Linked DNA regions of Homo sapiens: region 1 is linked to region 2. The links are chromatin contacts, found by Hi-C or POLR2A ChIA-PET in ENCODE. All regions are on one chromosome and are shown on one strand. The core of a region is the stretch at or near the end of the contact, and the rest is flanking DNA. Distances in the headings are between cores, read along the strand shown.

Evidence for each region. A loop is a pair of places that touch in the nucleus more often than their neighbours do. ChIA-PET counts read pairs that join two places held with the same protein, here RNA polymerase II (POLR2A). Pooled maps may share reads with other maps.
Region 1: a loop to region 2 is called in a map of PC-9, with 4 times the contacts of the local background. The contact joins two enhancer-like sites. A Hi-C loop is called at or near these places in 2 of 168 maps with a recorded cell type or tissue (PC-9 and heart right ventricle), 6 of 37 single-sample maps with no recorded cell type and 4 of 50 pooled maps. POLR2A ChIA-PET finds 5 or more read pairs at or near these places in 1 of 52 experiments (OCI-LY7).

What each region holds. Positions count from the first base shown.
Region 1 is chr6:119,445,528-119,448,227 of GRCh38, forward strand. No RefSeq gene overlaps it. Among named protein-coding and RNA genes, the nearest start is that of MAN1A1, 97 kb to the left of the region's middle. Within about 2 kb of position 1,309, at least 5 of the 41 ENCODE cell types and tissues checked have a DNase peak (open chromatin) inside an H3K27ac peak, as active enhancers do; they include PC-9, where a contact is called at or near this core.
Region 2 is chr6:119,483,011-119,485,710 of GRCh38, forward strand. All of the region lies in intron 1 of LOC285762 (a long non-coding RNA gene), which reads right to left. All of the region lies in intron 2 of LOC107986525 (a long non-coding RNA gene), which reads right to left. Among named protein-coding and RNA genes, the nearest start is that of MAN1A1, 130 kb to the left of the region's middle. Within about 2 kb of position 1,262, at least 2 of the 41 ENCODE cell types and tissues checked have a DNase peak (open chromatin) inside an H3K27ac peak, as active enhancers do; they include PC-9, where a contact is called at or near this core.

The DNA of each region.
Region 1 (2,700 bases), core at 59-2,558, 37 kb before region 2:
GTGGTAGCAGTTCTGTCATCCAACCCATTGCCACTGGGCCACTCTGTATCTAAGTCCCCTTAGTAAACCCTATGTCTTGTTTGCTCGCTCTGGGTCTCTTCTTGAGCCTCTTGAACCTGATACCATCCCTAATGAAGTTAATAGGGATCCAGCTTGACAGGTCCATAAAACCACCCCTGCATTAGTTCCCTCCTTTCCTTGCTTCTTGTTAATGTAGAGGAAGTGTCCCTCTTCTTGTCAAAGACCAGCCTCTACATGTGTTCTGGATCTGACTCCCTACTGTTTTCGCAAGGACTTTTCTGCATGTCTAACTCTCCCTCTCAGTGGGGATTCTTCTCTTAGCATTCCGCAGTGTTCCAGGCTGGCCCCTCTTAAAAGCTCTCCTGCAGCTGCATATACTTTTCAATTTCCGGGTAGCTTAGATCTGAAGTGGACCGCTGTCTGCAGTCTCTGTCTCTGCTTCCTTACCCCACATTCACTTTATCCCCACCTCATCAGCCCTCTCCTATTTGGCATCTACACCACTGTTCCACTGAAACTGCCTTTGTGAAGGTCTCCGATGAGCTTGATGCTGTCAAACCAATGGATGCTCTCCAGTCTTTAGTTAACTTGCTCACAGTATGGCTCCATCTTTTCTTTCAGAATCACATCTCCTTAGAGAGGCCTTACCTAATGACTCAGCCTGAAATATTCTCTCCCTTCCCCCCCTGTGGTGTTATTACATCACTCTGCTTCATTTTCTTCATAGCACTTATTATCTGAATTTATCTTGTGCTTATTTGTTCATTTGTTCACTGTATGTCTCATGCCTCCACCTAGAACAGTGCCTGGCACATCACAGATGCTCAATAAGGATCTCTGGAGTGACAGACAATGCTTTATTTAGAATCATCTCTCCCCTTCAACAACTCAGCTTTTGTTAACTGGATGGAGTTTGTCTGCCTGACTCTCTCTAACATCAGGATGAGTTCACTGCTGACAAGCTGCCTTGCCCGTCAATCAAGGAGATTTCCTGGTGGGCCCTCTCATTTTTGGACATATCTAAGCCCCATGTATGATCGGCCTCATTTTGGATCTGGGCTTTCCCTCCCTTTATTCCTTCTTTTATTCTGACTCACTCACATTATTCTGGCCACAGGTTTCTAGTCTTTTATTTTCTTTTTCAATATGAGCCTCAGTTATAAAACCTCCTTCTTTCTAAACACTAACTACAGGCTTCTCTGTTGATGGTAATGAACAGGCATCTCAGAACCAGTTTGGGAATGTAGCAGTCTTACATTTGCCCCATAGTCTGGAAAACTTCCTTGTTTTAGGGCCAGCTGGCTAAGCTCCAGATCTTGTCTCCAGTCTTCTGAAATCTTAAGTATCTGGGTCAAAGTTATTTGCAGACTTGACTTTGGTTATTTAGCCACAAAACTATTGTGGCCATCCTGCGCAGCATACTGACAGTGAAAATTAGGCGTGTTCCAATGATAAGTCCAACCTGTATGTTTTTCTAGGGTGTGTTTGACCAGCATGACAGGGAAAACCAGCAAAAGTACCAGAAAGAATATCCAATTAATAAATATCACCAACTGCCAGCCAGACAATGTTATTTTCCATTCTTCTATTGTTAAACAAACATGAAAACAAAACCCACAAAGTTATCATTGAGAAATTTTTAATGATAACTTCACTGTATGTTTTCTTTGAATTTGTTTCTTTTAACCATGATTTAATGTTAACACAAATATTCCTATATGCACAGAAGCGTAAACATTTTCTTGAGACCTGGACTCAGCATGGGTATATGCTAGAAATCTAATACTAAAAAAATGCCCAGAGCATGACCCAGTGCCATTGGTTGTTCAACTTCAGCCCTTATTCTGACTATGTCCAATAGCTGTATCTAGGGTGGTCATTTAATTTATCATCCAAACTGGGATACTATTAATAATTATGCTGGAATAGTATGAGTAGACATGGGCTGTTCTGAGAAAATGGAAACGTATGGTCATTCTTACCCTAACTTTGTATAATAAGTGTGGAACTCTCCAGCCTTCCCCAAGCAAACAAAGGCTCTGGCCTTTGCAGCTGTAACTCAGTACTGCCCTTGGTCCACAGGCTTGAAGGTGTACAGAGGCACAATTAGTCACTAACTAGAGCCTTCTTTAATTGCTATAAGTGCATTTTAGTTATCTTTTCACAAATTCATGATAACAGGGACCATATTAAGATTTACCACTGGGCTTGGTGGCTCACGCCTGTAATCCCAGCACTTTGGGAGGCTGAGGTGCACAGATCACCTGAGGTCAGGACTTTGAGACTAGCCTGGCCAACATGGTGAAATCCTGTCTCTACTAAAAATACAAAAATTAGCCAGGCCTGGTGGTGGGCACCTGTAATCCCAGCTACTCAGGAGGTTGAGGTAGGAGAATCACTTGAACCTGGGAGGTGGAGGTTGCAGTGAGCTGAGATTGCACCACCGCACTCCACCCTGGGCAACAAGTGCAAGACTCCATCTCAAAAAAAAAAAAAAGGTTTCCCACCCCACTTCCCACAAAATAAAGTAGGCCCTCAAAAATTCACTTTTAGAAAGAAGGAACTGAGAGGGAGGCTTGACGGAACAAGCTTCCATTTTCCTAACACAATGACTGTCTAATTCAACCCATAGGCTGTTATGGTAAGTTTGTGTGTGTTTGTGTGTTGGGCATGGTGGAG
Region 2 (2,700 bases), core at 12-2,511:
GTAGTGCCATGCAGGCAAGAAAAGTGTATTGAATTACACTGTGTCCGTCATTCAATGTGTTTATCTCACACCTGATACTGTGACAGCCTGAGGACTGTACTGTGTCAACTCATTTCTTATCCTTAGCATCTGGCATGGTGCCCAGCACATAACAGGTCCTAAATAAATGTTTGTTGAATGAATATAAAAGTCTGGCAGCTTTAAGAATAAATAAATAAACAAAAAACTTCGTTCTAATCCTGATGGAAGTTTAGTTACTTCTGTCTCTCAGAAGGGGAATCCTGTCAAATAGTCTAACAATGTGTAAAAGGAGGTAGTTACTCACAGATCTTAGAGGTTTCTATCAAAACATGCTTAGATATTAATAGGTACCTAACATTAGAAATTCCTTAACCCAGAAAGGCTACTTATAGAAATTTATCTTAAGGTAATTAAGAATGTGCATAAAGACCTAGCTATAAAGATGATCATTTTATTCTGTTTATAATACCAAAACACTGTAAATGTGCTACGTAGCCAACAATTGTGTATTAGTTAAATAAATTATAGTATAAAATTAAAGCGATGATGTAAAATGTATTTACTAATTTGGAATGATATTCATGTTACAGCAAATGTAAAAAGCAGGTTACAAAATTGTATATTCACTAAGTTGCCATTTTATTAAAAAGAAAAAGAATTTAGATACTAAGAAGGAGAAGTCTGGGAAGAGATATACATGAAAATGCTAATAGAAATTTCCCCTAGCTGTTGAAATTATGTGTCGTTTAAATTTTTATCTTTGCCTATAGTTGTTCAACATTCTCACATTAAAATGTATTGATTGGATAATCATCTTTAAATTACAAGAGAAAACATATAATCCTCTTGAAGGCTTCTAGAAAGGCCCATCGCTTTTAACATTCTCCATATTCTTTCAAAAGCCTTCCTCTTTCAGTGGATTTCTAGAATACTATAGGCTGGTGAAGAAAAAGAGGATGGAATTAAGGAACAGAAGGTGTAGGACATGAATTCATTGTATCCATACTCTCCAAGATTAGCTGCTGAATGTAACCACTAGAAGTTGATGTTTGGGCTGGATGAGTTGTCCTTTTGGGACACTGATAGCAGGACTTGCAGTGAAGAGGAAGATGTGAGCCAGAGGTCAAAGATATTGACAAAATGAGGTATGTGTGATGTGCTTCTTAGACATGACAGGGAGCAGAGAGAGAGAGTGAAACAGCAAAGACTCATGTTCTTTAAAAGAATGTGACTTTTTTTTTGAAGTGAGTGAGGGAGTTTGGTTCTAAAAGCAGCATTGGGGAACAAAACACTCAGCACATCTATAGATCCTGAGGTCCACGAGATGTGAGAGAACAAATGGGTACCCCATAGAGTGTCATAGGGGGATATGGAGTACTGGGAGAGCCAGGTTTCAGTTAAGGCAGGAGGTGTTGTTGGTATTAGATCATAATAGTCTTACACCTCCAGGTCAAGTGGCAGTGGCTATCCCAGGGATTGTGGACTTTCATGTGTAGCTTAGGTTAGTTATTCTTGTGGAAAACTGCCCAAGAAGAATGAGACATCGTTCCTGGCTTTAGGTAACTTCTTCCAGGTAGGAAGCATACCTACCATACATAAAAAACATAGAAAACATTTTGATGTTGAGCCATTGCAGTTGGCTGTCAGGCTTCGCTTATAAAACCAGTTCAGCTGGATCTAAGCTTTTGAACTTATCACCCTTTGAAGGCAATCCCTGCCGCTGAGTCCCTTCTACTTTCTTGGCTGCTATCCGACACAACATGCTGAAATTCCATGTCATCAAGGAGGCACCAGACTGACTCACAGTGCAGCAAGGATTTAGAGAAAACACATCAGAGTAGCAGGGAAGAGCTGGAATGGGGATGATGCATGAGATTGACTGAATCAGCTCTTAAGAGATGAATAAGTTTACTTGACGGACACTGGGAATAACGTGAGTGAGCAAAGACATAACAGTGAGGATGAGCGTAATATGAATATTATAATAATTCTTTTTGTATCATTAAATTGTATTTTGTAACATTTCTAATTTCCTAGCCCATATTTTAAAATTAGGTTTATTAAGGTATACCTTACATATAATAAAATTTGCCCTTTTTAGTGTATAATTTGAGGAGTTACGCATTCAGTATCACAATCAAGATACAGAACTGCATTGTCCAATAAACCACATTGTCCAGTAGAAATAAACCACATATGTAACTTTACATTTCTAGTGGCCACATTAACAAAGTAAAAAGAAACAAGTGAAATTTAATAATATGGTTTATTTAACCAAATATATAAAAATATTCACTAGTAATCAATATAAAAGTTATTGACATTTTACATTTTTTTCAAATCTTTGAAGTCTGATGTGTCTTTTATACTTACAGCACATCTCAATTCAGACTAGTCACATTTCAAGTGTTTAATAGCCACATGTGTCCAGTGTGTACTGTAATAGACAGTAAAGATACAGATTATTCCCATCACACCAAAACGTTCTCTTGTATCCCTTTGCAGTCAATCTGTTTTCCCCAATCCTGCTTGACTCCTGGCAACTACTGATCTGTTTCTGTCCCTGTACATATTTATCAGAGTTGGAAAAACAGACCTGAGAGAGAGAGAAAGAGAGAGAGAGAGATTTTTAAGGAATTTGTTCCTGTGGTTGTAAAGGCTGGCAAATCTGAAATCTGC